2 separate regions of the Homo sapiens genome follow, and region 2 is linked to region 1. The links are chromatin loops, found by intact Hi-C in ENCODE. Cell type or tissue: MCF 10A. All regions are shown on one strand.

Region 1 (8,000 bases):
TTGAGACCAGCCTGGCCAACATAGCGAAACCCCACCTCTACTAAAAATACAAAAATTAGCTGGGCATGGTGGTGTGTGCCTGTAGTCCCAGCTACTTGGGAGGCTGAGGCAGGAGAATCGCTTGAACTCAGGAGGCGGAGGTTGCAGTGAGCCGAGATCGCGCCATTGCACTCCAGCCTGGGTGATAGAGAGAGACTGTCTCAAAAAAAAAAAAAAAAAAAACAGATAGTTTTGGCCAGGAGGGGTGGCTCATACCTGTAATCCCAGCAATTTGGGAGACCAAGGCGGGAGGATTGCTCGAGCCCAGGAGTTTGAGACCAGCCTGGGCAACATAGTGAAACCCCATCTCTATTTAAGAAAAAAAAAAAGTTTTTTTAATTAAAAAAAGACATTTCTTCCTTTATTAGCTGTATGCCCCACATTTCTAGATCACCCCACTTGGTCTTGATATACTATTTGTTTGTGTATCGCGGGTTTTTTTTTTTGAGATGGAGTCTTGTTCTGTTGCCCAGGCTGGAGTGTAGTGGCGCAATCTCAGCTCACTGCAACCGCTGCCTCCCAGGTTCAAGCAATTCTCCTGCCTCAGTCTCCCAAGTAGCTGGGATCACAGGCGTGCACCACCACACCTGGCTGATTTTTTTTTTTTTTTTTTTTTTGAGATGGAGTTTTGCTCTTGTTGCCCAGGCTGGAGTGCAATGGCACAATCTCAGCTCATTGCAACCTCCTTCTCCTGGGTTCAAGTGATTCTTCTGCTTCCGAGTAGCTGGGATTACAGGCATGTGCCACCACGCCCGGCTAATTTTGTATTTTTAGTAGAGATGGGGTTTCTCCATGTTGATCAGGCTGGTCTTGAACTCCCAGCCTCAGGTGATCTGCCCGCCTCGGCCTCCCAAAGCACACCTGGCTAATTTTTGTGTTTTTTAGTGGAGACAGGATTTCACCATGTTGGCCAGGCTGGTCTCGAACTCCTGATCTCATGTGATCCACCCACCTCGGCCTCCCAAAGCACTGGGATTACAGGCATGAGCCACCACACCTGGCCTCCTTATAATATCTTTGGTTGTGGTATCAGGGTAATACTGGATTCATAAAAATTAATTGGGAAATATTCCTTCTTTCTCTGTTTTCTGAAATAATTAATGTATGATTAGGATTATTTCACCTTTAAGTGTTTGATAGAATTTTGCCAGTTTTTAAAAATAACTGCTTCAAGTCTTTAATATATAGAAGGCTATTCAGATTTTCTATTTCTTCTTGGGCCAGTTCTGGTAATATGTGTGTTTCAAGTAATTTGTCCATTTTATCTAAGTTGCCAAATTTATTCTATAAAGTTGTTAATAATACTCCTTTTTAATCCTTTTCATGTCTGTAGAATCTGAAGTGATATGCCCCCCACCCTTCATTCCTGATATTGGTATTTTTGTCTTTCCTCTTTTGTTGTTGATCAATCTAGCTAGAGGTTTATCAATTTCATTGGTCTTCTCATGGAAACAGCCTTTGCTTTCATTGATTTTCTTTACTGTTGTTCTGTTTATTATTTCACTGATTTCCACTCTTATCTTTATTATTTTCTTCCTAGTATTGCTTTTTGAAGGCCATAGAAGGGCATAGGCTTCTACTCCCATCTCCAATCATAAATCACAGAAGGTCTGAGTTAAAAGGGATCTTAGAAACAATCTTGTCCACCCCTTTCATTTTATAGGTGAACAGAAATTCAGAGGGGGAAGTGGTTTTCCTCCGGCCACTTAGCTTTCATCTATGGTCAATTCATTTATTCATGTATTCATTCCTTTCTTCATTAATATGTTCTTATTCATTCATGTTAGATATATTTGTTGAACTTATACTACGGACCAGAGGCTGTTCTAAGACCAAAGATGAATAAATTGCAGCCTTTGCTTTCAAAAATCTTCCATCCTAATGAGGGAAGTAGCAAGTTCTCAGCCAATGCAGTGACAAGTGCCATAGCAGAGGTAGTCTCAGAATGCCATGAAAGCACCGAGAAAGTGATTCAAACTCTGATGGATGATGTGAAGATGAGGATGGGGGCAGAAGATGCTCAGGGAAGACTTCAAAGAAGACGTTTAAAATAGGTCCACCAGGCAAGTAACTTTTTCACTCCAGAGAGAGCTTTGTGAATCTACTAAAACTTTGTCTAAATAAGGCAAATGGAAAGCAATACAAGTCTCAATAAGCAGCCACCAATTAATCAATTAGCTAATTCGGTGTCCAGCATCAGCTATGAGGATTGGGAAAACACAGATTATGCGATGATTCAATCACGCTTTCCAGAGAATAAATATTCTCTCAGATTCCCATTTATTGATTTTCTATTTTGCAAGTGGCTGATCCCATCCATAGAAGGTAAATATATTTAGAAGCTATAGAGTTATCGGCCAGGCGAGGTGGCTCATGCCTGTAATCCCAGCATTTTGGGAGGCCGAGGTGGGCGGATCACCTGAGGTCAGGAATTCAAGACCAGCCTGGCCAACATGGCAAAACCTGTCTCTACTAAAAATACAAAAATTAGCTGGGCGTGGTGGTGTGCACCTGTAGGCCCAGCTACTTGGAGGGGCTGAGGCAGGAGAATCACTTGAACCCAGAGGCAGAGGTTGCAGTGAGCCTAGATTGCGCCACTGCACTCCAGCCTGGATGACAGAGCAAGACTCCGTCTCAAACAAACAAACAAACAAACAAACAAGAACCTGTAGAGTTATCTTAGCGATATTGACATCCTTTTCTATTATCTCCTTATCTATTGCTGCATAACAAATTACCCCAAAACTTAGTGACTTAAATAATAAATATTTTTCATCTTACACAGTTTCTGTGGGTCAGGAATTTGGGAGTGGCTTAGTTGAGTGATTCTGGTTCAGGGTCTCTCATGAGGTTTTTCATGAAACTATTGGCTGGGGTTGCAGTCTCTAAAGACTTGTCTGGGACTAGAGGATCTTATTCCAAGCTCACTCACCTGGCTGTGGGCAGGAGGCCTCAGTTCCTTGCCATGTGGGTCTTTCTACAGAGCTGCTTGATATGGTGGGCGGCTTACCCCACAGCAAGTGATTGAAATGCCACTCTGCATTTCATGACCTGATTCATCCCGCATTGTAACTTCTGCCTTATTCTATTCATTAGAAGTGAGTCATAGCTGGGCACAGTGGCTCACTCCTGTAATCCCAGCACTTTAGGAGGCCTAGGCGGGTGGATCACTTGAGATCAGGAGTTTGGGACCAGCCTGACCAACATGGTGAAACCCCGTCTCTACTAAAAATACAAAAATTAGATGGACGTGGTGGCAGGCACCTGTAATCCCAGCTAATCGGGAGGCTGAGGCAGGAGAATTGCTTGAACCCGGCAGGCGGAGGTTGCAGTGAGCCGAGATCTTGCCATTGCACTCCAGGCTGGGCAACAAAGCAAAAAAAAAACAAAAAACAAAAAAGTGAGTCACAAAGTCTCAAAAAGAAAAAAGAAAAAAGAAGTGAGTCACAAACCACAAAGTCCAGCCCAAACTCAATGAAAAGGGATTACTCAAGGGTAAGGACATGAACACCAAGAGGGGGATTACTGGGGGACATCCTGGAGATTTACTACCACAGATATCTTTATGGGCTGACTACAATTTTAATAATCTGGAAGTTTAGTGACATTGAGATTTAAATGGTCAATCCATCTTTGCCTCATTTTCCACACAGCACTGTAAGGAAAAAGTCCTAATTCTTAGAAATGAAATTATTTCCTAGAATCTTGTCCTCTTTAAATATATTGTACTATTATATACTAAAATAAAAAATAATGGTTAGACCTACACATATGCAGTGAAAAAAAGAAAAGAAAACAAACAACAAACAAAAGTAATGGGAGTTTTTATTGAGAACCCAATCCAGTCCCATGATGGGAGAAATATCTTATATATTAGAAGGCAACTTCAAAAAATCTTTGGCCAGCCGAGGTGGCTCACGCCTGTAATCCCAGCATTTTGGGAGGCCCAGGCAGGCGGATCATGAGGTCAGGAGTTCAAGACCAGCCTGGCTAACATGGTGAAACCCCGTCTCTATTAAGATACAAAAAATTAGCCAGGTGTGGTGGCACGCACCTGTAATCCGAGCTACTCAGGAGGCTGAGGCAGGAGAATCGCTTGAACCTGGGAGATGGAGGTTGCAGTGAGCCCAGATCATGCCATTGCACTCTAGTTTGGGCAACAGGGCAAGACTCCGTCTCAAAAAAAAAAAATATTCTGGAAGGATGTATCCTTTGGCAGTTTGGAATTACGCAGGAGTATGACTCTTACTGTTGCTTATTCTAGAGACTGGGGATGTAGGCATGAATAAGACAGAGGTGAGTGGGGGATGAGGAGCTATTGTCATCTTATTGAGTAAGAGCAAGGCCAAATTCACAGTGTTAGGTTCAACAGAGTATTCTGTAGTGGAGGAATCTGCAGGTTTTCACGACAACCTCTGTCTGCAGAGGGGCAGGGCTCTGGAAATTACCTTCAACAGCTGAAGAAATCCCTGAAAATGTGACTGGGCAGTGTGGAAGTAAACATTTTAAGGGCTAACTTGGAGTTCTAAGCCAATGATTGAAGATTTGGAAAGGAATCATGTTGTTGATTGGGGGTGCAGGGGTCACATGGCTATTGGTATAGATTTCACTGATGAAAGCCTGCTTTTAACAGAATAGATTCTTCAGCTTGCATAGCTAGTTCGTCATGAAAAATATATTTAAAGTGGGAACCTGTAGGCCGAGCCAAGTGACTCATACCTGTAATCCCAGGACTTTGGGGGGTCAAGGCAGGTGGATCACATAAGAACAGGAGTTTGAGACCAGCCTGCCCAAGATGGTGAAACCCCATCTGTCTCTACTAAAAATACAAAAATTAGCTGGGCATGGTGGTGCACGTCTGTAATCCCAGCTACTCGAAAGGCTGAGGCAGGAAAATCGCTTGAACCTGGGAGGCGAAGGTTGCAGTGAGCCAAGATCGCACCACTGCACTCCAGCCTGGGCAACAGAGTGAGGCTGTCTCAAAAAAAAAAAAAAAAAAAAAAAGTTGGACAGGTACTAAGAACCCTGATAATTTTTCTGAGACTGAAGAGAACAGAACACAGTGAGCAGGCTTGTGCAGACTCAGAGGCCCAGCTGTGAAGTGTGGAAGATCACCCACCCTCATGCACCCTGGTGACAAGGAAGGGCTCTTACCTACAGAAGTAACCCAGCAGGGATATATCTAATTATTTTCTAGAAGGATATGATTTAAGGATTGCCATGTACTCCTTGGCTCTCAAAATAAAATAAGATTTTTTTCAGGGAGAACTATATGTTAAAGAGAACTGATTCAGGTGCAGTAACAAAGGCCAATGTCACAGTGGATTATACAAGATAGCTGTTTATTTGTCTCTCAGGTAATTGTCCAAAAATAAGCACTACAGGGCTTTCTGGAGGCTCCATGGTATCAGGAACCTAGATTCCTCACCCATTTTCTTTTCTTTTCTTTTTTCTTTCTTTCTTTTCTTTTTCTTTTTCTTTTTTTTTTTTTTTTTTTTGAGACAGAGTCTTGCTCTGTCACCCAGGCTGGAATGGTGTAGGGGCATCGATCTCGGCTCATTGCAAGCTCCACCTCCCAGGTTCATGTATTTCTTCTGCCTCAGCCTCCTGAGTAGCTGGGACTACAGGCGCATGCCATCACACCCAGCTAATTTTTGTATTTTTAGTAGTGACAGGATTTCGACATGTTGGCCAGACTGGTCTTGAACTCCTGACCTCAAGTGACCGCCCTCCTCGGCCTCCCAAACTACTGGGATTACAGACATGAGCCACTGCGCCTGGCCCTCACCCATTTTCAATGCCCTTTTCTCATCTCATGGCTTAGGATACCAGCTATAGCTCCAGCCACCATGCCTGCATTCCAGCCAGCAGAAGGGAGAAAGAGAGAATGGGCAGAATATACCCTTTCCTTTAATGGCCATAACCAGGAAGTTGCATATATCCCTGTGCTTAGGTCCTATAGGGCAGAACCGGGAAGTATGCATCCCTCTGTTTAGGTCCTATAGGGCCAAACCAGCAAGCAAATATCCCTCTGCTTAGGTTTCTATAGGGCAGAACCTAGGGACATGGCTGTACTTAGCTGCAAGGGAGACTGGGATATGCAACCTTTTTTTTTTTTTTTTTCGCTCTTGTTACCCAGGCTGGAGTGCAATGGCGTGATCTTGGCTCACCACAACCTTCTCCTCCCGGGTTCAAGGGTTCTCCTGCCTCAGCCTCCCAAGTAGCTGGGATTACAGGCATGCGCCACCACAGCTGGCTAATTTTGTATTTTTAGTAGAGATGGGATTTCTCCATGTTGGTCAGGCTGGTCTCGAACTCCCGACTTCAGGTCATCCACTCGCCTTGGCCTCCCAAAGTGCTGGGATTATAGGTGTGAGCCACCTCACCCGGCTATATGCAGCCTTTTAACGTATCATTATTTTCTTAGCTAAAACTTATATTATTCTAGAAGGAAGAAACAGATACTTGAGGACAATTACCAATCTATGACATAAGAACCTCCTGTAATCTTGCCTAAAGGAAGGCAAATAAGATTGGTAATAGATAAACATCCTTTTAATAGACTATAAACTTTATTATAGCAAGGAGCTTCACACTTTTTGGTCAGTACTTTGTCTTCATTGCCTAGCAGAGCTTTGGCATGTAGGAGGGTTCCAATACGTATTTATCAGGTGAATGAATAAATGAGAGGCAGCTAGATGTAAGAAGAATTCCAGAAAATACTTCACTGAGCCTCCTCCCAAAAACTTGTGCTGCAAGGATCCAGTCCACTGTATTTTGTTTGTTTGTTTGTTTTAGTTTTTTTTTTTTTCTTTTTAGATGGAATCTTGCTCTGTCTCCAGGCTAGAGTGCAGTGGCATGATCTCGGCTCACCGCAACCTCCACCTCCTGGGTTCAAGTGATTCTCCTGCCTCAGTCTCCCGAGTAGCTGGGACTACAGCACCACCACACCCGCTAATTTTTGTATTTTTAGTAGAGATGGGGTTTCACCAGGTTGGCCAGGATGGTCTTGATCTCTTGACCTCGTGATCCACCCTCCTCGGCCTCCCAAAGTGCTGGGATTACAGGCATGAGCCACCGTGCCTGGCCTTCCACTGTGTTCCTGTTGTTGTTGTTAAAATTAAACCTACAGAGATATGTTGAGAGCTCTTCCCAAAGTGAAATTTCGTACCTACCACACCCAACCTGACAAGTAATATGCTCTTTTTATAGGTTTGGTCTAATGTCCAGTGATGGTACATTTCAGATGCACATAGAGCAATTTGATGGCATATGATGTGAGAAAGCCAGGCTGTTCCAGCAGTTCAGATGGGTTATCACTATAACTATCTTCCTGATGGAGTTTTTCCCCAGGATCTCTTATCTTACACAGATTAATCCTTATAGACAGGAGGGGCCAGCTTTGGTGCAAATGGAGCATCTAGAAGGGGTGGTTGGAAGGGCCCACTCCAGAAGGCAGAGAGGGCAGCCAGCCTCCTCCTCCACTTAGGGCCTGGGTTAGCCTTGAAGCTCTCCCCTGAGGGCTGTGTTTCCAGCCTCTGCGTTTAATAAGCAGAGAGAATTGAAAACAGTAAAAAAATGGAAGATAATACAACAGTCAATAAAAAGATAAAGTAAACTAAGAAGAAATAAAAAAAAGGTGGTAAAAACAGTTAAAAAAAGAGGGCGGCAGGCAATAAAGTGATAATATGAACTAAAAATAAACCAAATAAGCTAAAAAGAAATTAAAAGCTAGAACAAAGACATGACAAGGCAAAGGTTAGAAATAAAAGATGCGGAATAAAAAGATAATACAATAACAATAAATCTAGATAAGATGAGATCAAAGAAAATAGTATAAAGTAGCTAGAAGACAAAACAGAGATTAAAAATGACTGAGATAAGCAAAATCATTAAAACCAGAAAAATAAAAAGACTAAAGGGATTAAAACAATAAAATGTATTCAACCAATACCAAAAGA
Region 2 (8,000 bases), 170 kb before region 1:
TCTCAAACTCCTGACCTCAAGTGATCCACCTGTCTCGCCTCCCAAAGTGCTGGGATTACACGCATGAGCCACTACACCTGGCCTTATTTTCTTTTTTCTTTTTGAGATGGAGTCTTGCTCTTTCATGTAGGCTGGAGTGCAGTGGTGCGATCTTGGCTCACTGCAACCTCCACCTCCAGGGCTCAAGCGATTCTCCTGCCTCAACCTCCCAAGTAGCTGGGATTACAGCAGTGAGTCACTGTGCCCAGCCCTTATTTTCAATTTATGGTATTTTCAATTTAGAATGGCTTTATTAGGACATGACCCCTTCATAAGTCAAGGAGCATCTGTATTTGACTTTTTTAGAGAGTCTACATATAAAAGATTATGCAGTACATTTCTCTTTTTTTTTTCCTGAGACAAGAGTTTTGCTCTTGTTGCCCAGGCTGGAGTACAATGGCGAGATCTTGGCTTACTGCAAACTCTGCCTCCCGGGTTCAAGCGATTCTTCTGCCTCAGTCGCCCAAGTAGCTGGGATTACAGGCGCCTGCCACCAAGCCCAGCTAATTTTTTGTATTTTTAGTACAGACAGGGTTTCGCCATGTTGGCCAGGTTGATCTCGAACTCCTGACCTCAGGTGATCCGCCCACCTCGGCCTCCTAAAGTGCTGGGAGCACACAGTGAAAACGACATTTGCCTGTGCAATAGAAATTAAAATCCTTAGCATGACTTTCAATGTTTTCTATAATCTGCCTTCAACCTGCCCTTCACCCTTATCTCGCAGGACTACCCTATAAGAATACTCTGTATTCCAAACAGATACTCCAACTCCCTCCCCCTAAGTTTACCAATCTCCATGGTTTGTTTTTATGGCTTTAAATATGAATTCAATTACTTTAATAGATCTAGGACTATCCAGGTTATCTACTTCCATTTGAGTGAACTTTGAGAGTTGTGTTTTTATTCTATTGCTCCTTGCAGAGCAGAGGTACCCCATAGGCAGTGTGCCCAGAATAGCCCAGGGGAGCTGGAGTTGTGTTTTTTAAGGGATTTGTCCATTTCATCTAAGCTATTAAATTTATTGGCACAAAGTAGTTCACAATATTCCCTTATCCTTTTAATGCCTGTAGGATCTGTAGAGGTATCTTTACTTTCATTCTTCATCTATTCTGTTCTTTATTATTTCTATGTATCTCTTTATTTGGGTTTAATCTGATCTTTTTCTAGTTTCTTAAGGCAGAAGCTTTGGTTACTGATTGAAAACATGCCTTATTTTTTAAAAAAATTTTTATTATTTTTTTGAGATGGAATTTCGCTGTGTTGCCTAGGCTGAAGGGCAGTGGAGTGATCTCAGCTCACTGCAACCTCCCCTTCCCAGGTTCAAGTGATTCTCCTGCCTCAGCCTCCCAAGTAGGTGGGATTACAGGCGTGTACCACCAGAGCATGGAGCAGACATCGCATAAAAAATTTGGTTCCTCAAATTCAAGGTTTTTCTGCTCATAACACAACCCATTGCACGTGAGTATCATTTGGCCATCCTTGCATTGCCTTTGAGAATTAGGATTTGGGGAACTTGTAAGAAAATGCTGATATATTGGATATTGTCCTTGATAAGAGTAGTAAACTGTCCTCTGACTCACATTTCACATGTTTTCTACTAGCACCCATGAAACCATGCGGGGAGGGGGGCTTGCTTAGCCTGCAAGTAGGGTAAAACTAAGGATACTTAATGGTTCTTTACATCACCTTACTTGTTTTTTGTTTGTCCCATCCCCATCTCTTTTTTTCCTCAAAATTTTTGTTTTCCTTTGGATGATTTTTATGATTTCATTTTATATCTACTGTTAAACTTATTAGCTATACTCCATTTTTTAAAAGACTTTTACTTGATTACCTAGGGATTACAGTATACATCTTTCTTACTACAGTTTACTTTCAGTAGCTTTTTTTGTTTTGTTTTGTTTTTGTTTTTGTTTTTGAGATGGAGTTTTGCTTTTGTCGCCCAGGCTGGAGTGCAGTGGCACGATCCAACTCACTGCAACTTCTGCCTCCTGGGTTCAAACGATTCTCCTGCCTCAGCCTCTGGAGTAGCTGGGATTACAGGTGTCCACCACCATGCCCAGCTAATTTTTGTATTTTTGGTAGAGATGGGGTTTCACCATGTTGGCTAGGCTGGTCTTGAACTGCTGACCCCAGATGATACACCCACCTTGGCCTCCCAAAGTGTTGGGATTACAGGCATGAGCCACCGTGCCCAGTCTGCTTTCAGTAGTATTTTAACACTCCATGTATGCTATGAGACTCTTATACCTCCAATTCCTCCCTTCATTGTGCGTTTTTGTTGTTGTTGTTGTTGTTTGTTTAAGAGACAGGATCTTGCTCTGTCTCCTAGGCTGGAGTGCAATGGCACAATCATAGCTCAGTGCAGCCTTGAACTCCTGACTCAAGTGATCCTCCTGCCTTGGCCTCCCCTATAGCTAGGACTACAGGGATGCACCACCATGCCTAGCTAATTGTTTTGTTTTTTGGGTTTTTTTTTTTTTTTGCGTGTGTAGAGATAGGGTCTGTGTTTTCCAGGTTGGTCTCAATCTCCTGGGCTCAAGTGATCCTCCTGCCTCAGCCTCCCAAAGTATTGAGATTACAGGCATGAGCCACTGTGCCCAGCCCTCTTTGTACTCTTTTCGTCATACTTTTAGTTCTCAGTCCCATAATACATTGTTACTATCTTTGCTTTAGGCAGTTATTGAGATTCACATCATGTGCCTGAATATTGGGTTGGGAAGTCCCATATTTTCTCTTATGAATTTTAAAAATTTTATCAAAATTTTGGACTAGAAATAATTTTTTGGGTCATTCTTTTTGAAAAGGTGTATGGTTTTTTGCTAAGTGGATCTTTTCTTGGCTTCTAGTTGAGACCTTTCCACACATAACTTTCCCACCCACTCTTGAGGAAACCTGAAGCCTGATTCCATTTATGTATAGGATCCTTCTGAAGTCTTGGCTGGAGTTCAGTTTCAGGGAATTAGCAGCAGGAAAGGCTGGAGGGAAGGTCAGTGAGGGCATTTCATTTTCTTCTCTTATTGTTAATTTCCTTGAGACACCTAAAGAAAAGAAAAAGTACTTTCTACTCCAATCTTTCTACCTTGTTTTAACTCTAGGGTGTTTCTTTTTTTCCCCATTCCATTGTTAAGACAGGAATCAGGGTTTTTTACAATGTATCACCCATAATCATGCTTTCTACAATAGTCATTTCCTGTTGCCCTCTAAGCTTTGTTCATGGTATTCCATTGAGTTGACAAATCATAATTTATAATACATTTCTTTGTGAAGCTCAGCTTTTTCATTATTACAAATTATGCCACAGTAAACATCTTTGTGCATCTTTTATACCTCATGAAGTGTATTTCTATGAGCAGGTATCTATATTTTATAACAGCATTTTTATAGTTATTACGTATTATAAATAAGATTTAGAAAAAGAAGGACATTGGGAATGTATATACCCTGGGGGAAAAGGTCTTATGACTTTGCCTAGAGAAAAATAAATAGATTGAATTGATTATAGACTTGTTGGAGACAGGTTATTGAGAGGGAAATGTCAAAAATTTGGCTATGAATTTCAACTATGCTTTTTTCAGAGATTAGTATTTGAGGTTTAAATACCTCTTAACTGTTTTTTAAAATCAGTATGTTGAGTCCATTCCTGAGTTGAAATTTTGACATACTTCTTCCTGTTGTGAAATCTGCTTACAAAGATTTAGGCAATGTTTTAATATATATGTATGTGTGTGTGCTAGTGTGTTGTGTAGGAATAAAGCAAAATCACCACGGAAATGAGGTATTCTGTAACTCTTCATAAAGGACCTATGCCTATGCTGTTTAATATAGTTGTCACTAACCATAAGTGGCTATTGAGCACTTAAAATGTGCTAAGGCTAAGGAACGTACTTTTTGGTTTAGAAAACCTTTAAGTATGTTTGGAACAACTTGTGTACGACAGTCTACTTTTTAAACTAGACATTTGGCCAGGCACGGTGACTCACGGCTGTAACCCAGCACTTTGGGAGGCCGAGGGGGGTGGATCACCTGAAGTCAGGAGTTCCACATCAGCCTGGCCAACGTGGTAAAACCCCGTCTCTACTAAAAATACGAAATTAGCCAGGCGTTGTGGTTTATGCCTGTAATCCCAGCTACTCGGGAGGCTGAGGCAGCAGAATTGCTGCTCAGAATGAGCTGAGATCACACCATTGCACTCCAGCCTGGGCAACAAGAACAAAACTCCATGTCAACAAATATATCTATTTATATATGTTATATTATATTATATTATATTAGTATTATATTACATAATATATATTTATATATTATATGTATTTCTATTATATATTTATATGTTATATTATATATATATATATATATATATATTTTTTTTTTTTTTTTTTTTTTTTCCTGAGATGGAGTCTGGCTCTATCACCCAGGCTGGAGTGCAGTGGCATGATCTCGGCTTACTGCAACCTCCGCCTCTCGGGTTCAAGCGATTGTCCTGCCTCAGCCTCCCCAGTAGCTGGGATTACAGGCATGCGCCACCACACCCAGCTAATTTTGTATTTTTAGTAGAGACGGGGTTTCTCCACGTTGGTCAGGCTGGTCTCGAACTCCCGACCTCAAGTGATCTACCTGCCTCAGCCTCCCAAAGTGCTGGGATTACAGGCATGAGCCACCGCACCCAGCCAATAATAATTTTTATGTTTGTAACATTGAAATAGTTATATTTTAGATATAATGGATTACGTAAAACAAAATTAATTCCACCAATTACTTTTTTTTGATATTGCTTCTTTTTTGAGACAGGGTCTGGCTCTGTCAACCAGGCTGGAGTGCAGTGGCTTGATTTCAGCTCACTGGAACTTCTGCCTCCCAGGCTCAAGCCATCCTCCCACCTCAGCCTCCTGAGTAGCTGGGACTACAGGTGCATGCCACCATACCTGGCTAATTTTTGTATTTTTTTGTAGAAGTGGAGTCTCACTTTGTTGTCTAGTCTTGTCTCAAACTGCTGATTTCAAGTGATCTGCTGCTCACCTCGGCCTTCCAAAGTGCTGGGATTATAGGAGTAAGCCACCGAGCCTGGCCAATGTGGATATTAGGGAATTTAGAATTACATATGTGGCTTGTATTTCTGTTGGACGACACTGGCCTACATTGTAGGTGACATGAGTGAAGAAAACCACTGTTTTCACAGCTTCAAAATGTTGTGACTGGGCACAGTAGCTCTCGTGCCTGTAATCCTGGCACTTTGGGAAGCCAAAGTGGGAAGATCACTAAAGCTCAGGAGTTTGAGACCAGCCTGGGCAACATGGCAAAACTTTGTCTCTACAAAAAATACAAAAATTAGCCAGGCATGGTGGCACCGCCTGTAGTCCCAGCTACTAGGGAGACTGAGGCAGGAGGATTGCTTGAACCTGGGAGGTTGAGGACGCAGTGAGTTGTGATTGCATCACTGCACTTCACCCTGGGTGACAAAGTGAAACCCTGTCTCAAAAAAACAATAAATAAATAAAACATTGCAAACACAGACAACTCACTGTCTAAAGGAAGATCTGAGTTACTGAGACTAGAGTTTTCAATGTTTAGGTTGTAGAAAGGAGAACAAGGAATGCCAATGCAGGTCGACTGGTTATAGGTAAAGGGTGGGCATTGTCAGGGTTTACTGCTTAAAAGTAACTAGTGTCCCATTTAAAGTATGGGCTGACTACACAGTTATTACTGCATGACCCTGCTTTTTGTCTTCAGTGTGTAATACAAGAAGTAGTGAAACCCCATCTCTACTAAAAATACAAAATTAGCCCAGCTTGGTGGCACGTGCCTGTAATCCCAGCTACTTGGGAGGCTGAGGCAGGAGAGTCGCTTGAACCCAGGAGGTGGAGGTTGTGGTGAGCCGACATCACGCCATTGCACTCCAGCCTGGGCAACAAGAGCGAAACTCCGTCTGGAAAAAAAGAAAAAAAAAGTAAACATGAGGCTAGACATGGTGCCACATGCCTATAATCCCAGCACTTTGGAAGGCTGAGGTGGGTGGATGGAGCCCAGGAGTTCAAGACCAGCCTGGGCAATATGGCAAAAGCCTGTCTCTACAAAAAATACAAAAATTAGCCAGATGTGGTGGTGCATGCCTGTATTCCCAGCTACTCGGGAAGCTGAGGTGGGAGGATCACTTCAGCCTGGAAGGTCAAGGCTGCTGTGAGCCAAGATTGTACCACTGCACTCCTGCGTGGGGGACAGAGTGAGATCCTGTCTCAAAAAAAAAAAAAAAAACTTAAAAAGACAAAAAGGTAAACATGATGGTTGAGGAACAAGAAAAGGACAAAATTGATGAGCAAAGTGATTAAATACTAAAATGAAAGGAACAGAAGGGTAGAATTAACAGAAAGCCAACTCAAGAAAATTCAAAAGAAAAAGAAAAAACAAGAATTCTAAGTGTCGGATCCATGAGCCCTTCATACCAGATACAGGAGCCAATGAACCTACCTGAAATTACATTTAAAATAACAAGGAATGTTCATTTATGAGGGGAATGTGGTCAGTAGCTTTCATTAAATTCATAGAGGAGTTCATGTCTTTCCTCCACAACAGGCTTGTAATCATAGCTGCAACAAATAAAACAGTAGGCTTCTAGTCAAAATGGAGTAAGAGGGATCAGATTTAACAGAAACAAGTAAAAATCTGGGGCTGGGTGCAGTGGCTCGTGCCTGTAATCCCAGCACTTTGGGAGGCTAAGGCGGGTGGATCACCTGAAGTCAGGAGTTCAAGACCGGCCTGACCAACATGGAGAAACCCCGTCTCTACTAAAAATACAAAATTAGCTGGGCAAGGTGGCGCATGCCTGTAATCCCAGCTACTCAGGAGGCTGAGGCAAGAGAATCACTTGAACCCGGGAGGCGGAGGTTGTGGTGAGCCGAGATCGCACCATTGCACTCCAGTCTAGGTGACAAGAGTGAAGCTCCGTCTCAAAAAAAAAAAAAATTGAATAAGAAATATGAAACAATTAAATTTCAGACAGTAGGACACCAGGCATTCCAGGACGGTGGTTGTTCTCTCAGGTAACCATATGAAGTGAGCCTTACAATTCATCAAACTTAACATCTAAGGAGATTTTCTCAAGCCTCAGTACAGTGGGTAGGAACCTGGGTGGAACACAGGGGAGTCTCCCTGAGTTGAGATGGGATTGGGAATCTACAGCAACCCAAGGAAATAAAGTTTTCAGGGAAGAGTTCTGGAGAGGAGAGAACTGGAGATGTGCAGAGTTTCCGCCTCAAGTCTTCAGAGGGTTGACCAGCACATACATGTGAGGTAACAACCCAGGCAAGGGAAGTAAACATCAAAAAGAAGCAGAATAAACACTTCTTTTCATGCATTTTGCAAAGGACTGGGAAAAGATTTTATTCCTGCCAGCTACAGAGGAAAGACCTCATACCTCAAAAGGGGTCAGATAGAATATTTAAAGGGACATTGCAGGCCGGGTACGGTGGTTCACACCTGTAATCCTAGCACTTTGGGAGGCCAAGGCATGCAGATCACTTGAGCCTGGGAGTTGGAGACCAGCCTGGGCAACATGGTGAAATCCTTTCTCTACAAAAAAATACAAAAATTAGCCAGGTGTGGTGGCATGCACCTGTAGTCACAGCTACTCAGGAGGCTGAGGTGGAAGGATCACCTGAACTCAGGGAAGTCAAGGCTGCAATGATCTGTGATTGTGCCACTGTACTCCAGCCTGGGCAACAGAGTGAGACCCTGTCTGAAAAATAAATAGAAGAACATTGCATTAATAGTGGAAGAAAATTAGTCCTAGACTAAGCTTGCTTTGGTGTTACCTAACAAAGCTTAAATGTGAGTTTTGAGAGAAACTGGGACGAAGCTTAAGAATATTATTATATTATGCAAAAATATCTGGCACCCAACAAGGTGAAATTCAATGTCTGGTATCCAGTTGAAAATTATCAATCATGCAATAAAGCAGAAAAATG

The links. Peaks named below come from ENCODE experiments on the same cell type or tissue, not always from the same donor. Only the 100,000 strongest peaks of a DNase experiment are listed, where the experiment ranks them.
Region 2: a loop joins it to region 1, with 7 times the contacts of the local background. A loop is called at or near these places in 5 of 110 quality-filtered maps.

What each region holds. Positions count from the first base shown.
Region 1 is chr1:204,054,420-204,062,419 of GRCh38, forward strand. No RefSeq gene overlaps it. Among named protein-coding and RNA genes, the nearest start is that of SOX13, 15 kb to the right of the region's middle. In MCF 10A, no CTCF peak of the experiment used is centred here; DNase peaks (open chromatin) are centred at 3,122, 3,492 and 4,312.
Region 2 is chr1:203,885,896-203,893,895 of GRCh38, forward strand. No RefSeq gene overlaps it. Among named protein-coding and RNA genes, the nearest start is that of SNRPE, 28 kb to the left of the region's middle. RefSeq lists an enhancer at 2,390-3,589. In MCF 10A, no CTCF peak of the experiment used is centred here; DNase peaks (open chromatin) are centred at 3,236 and 4,046.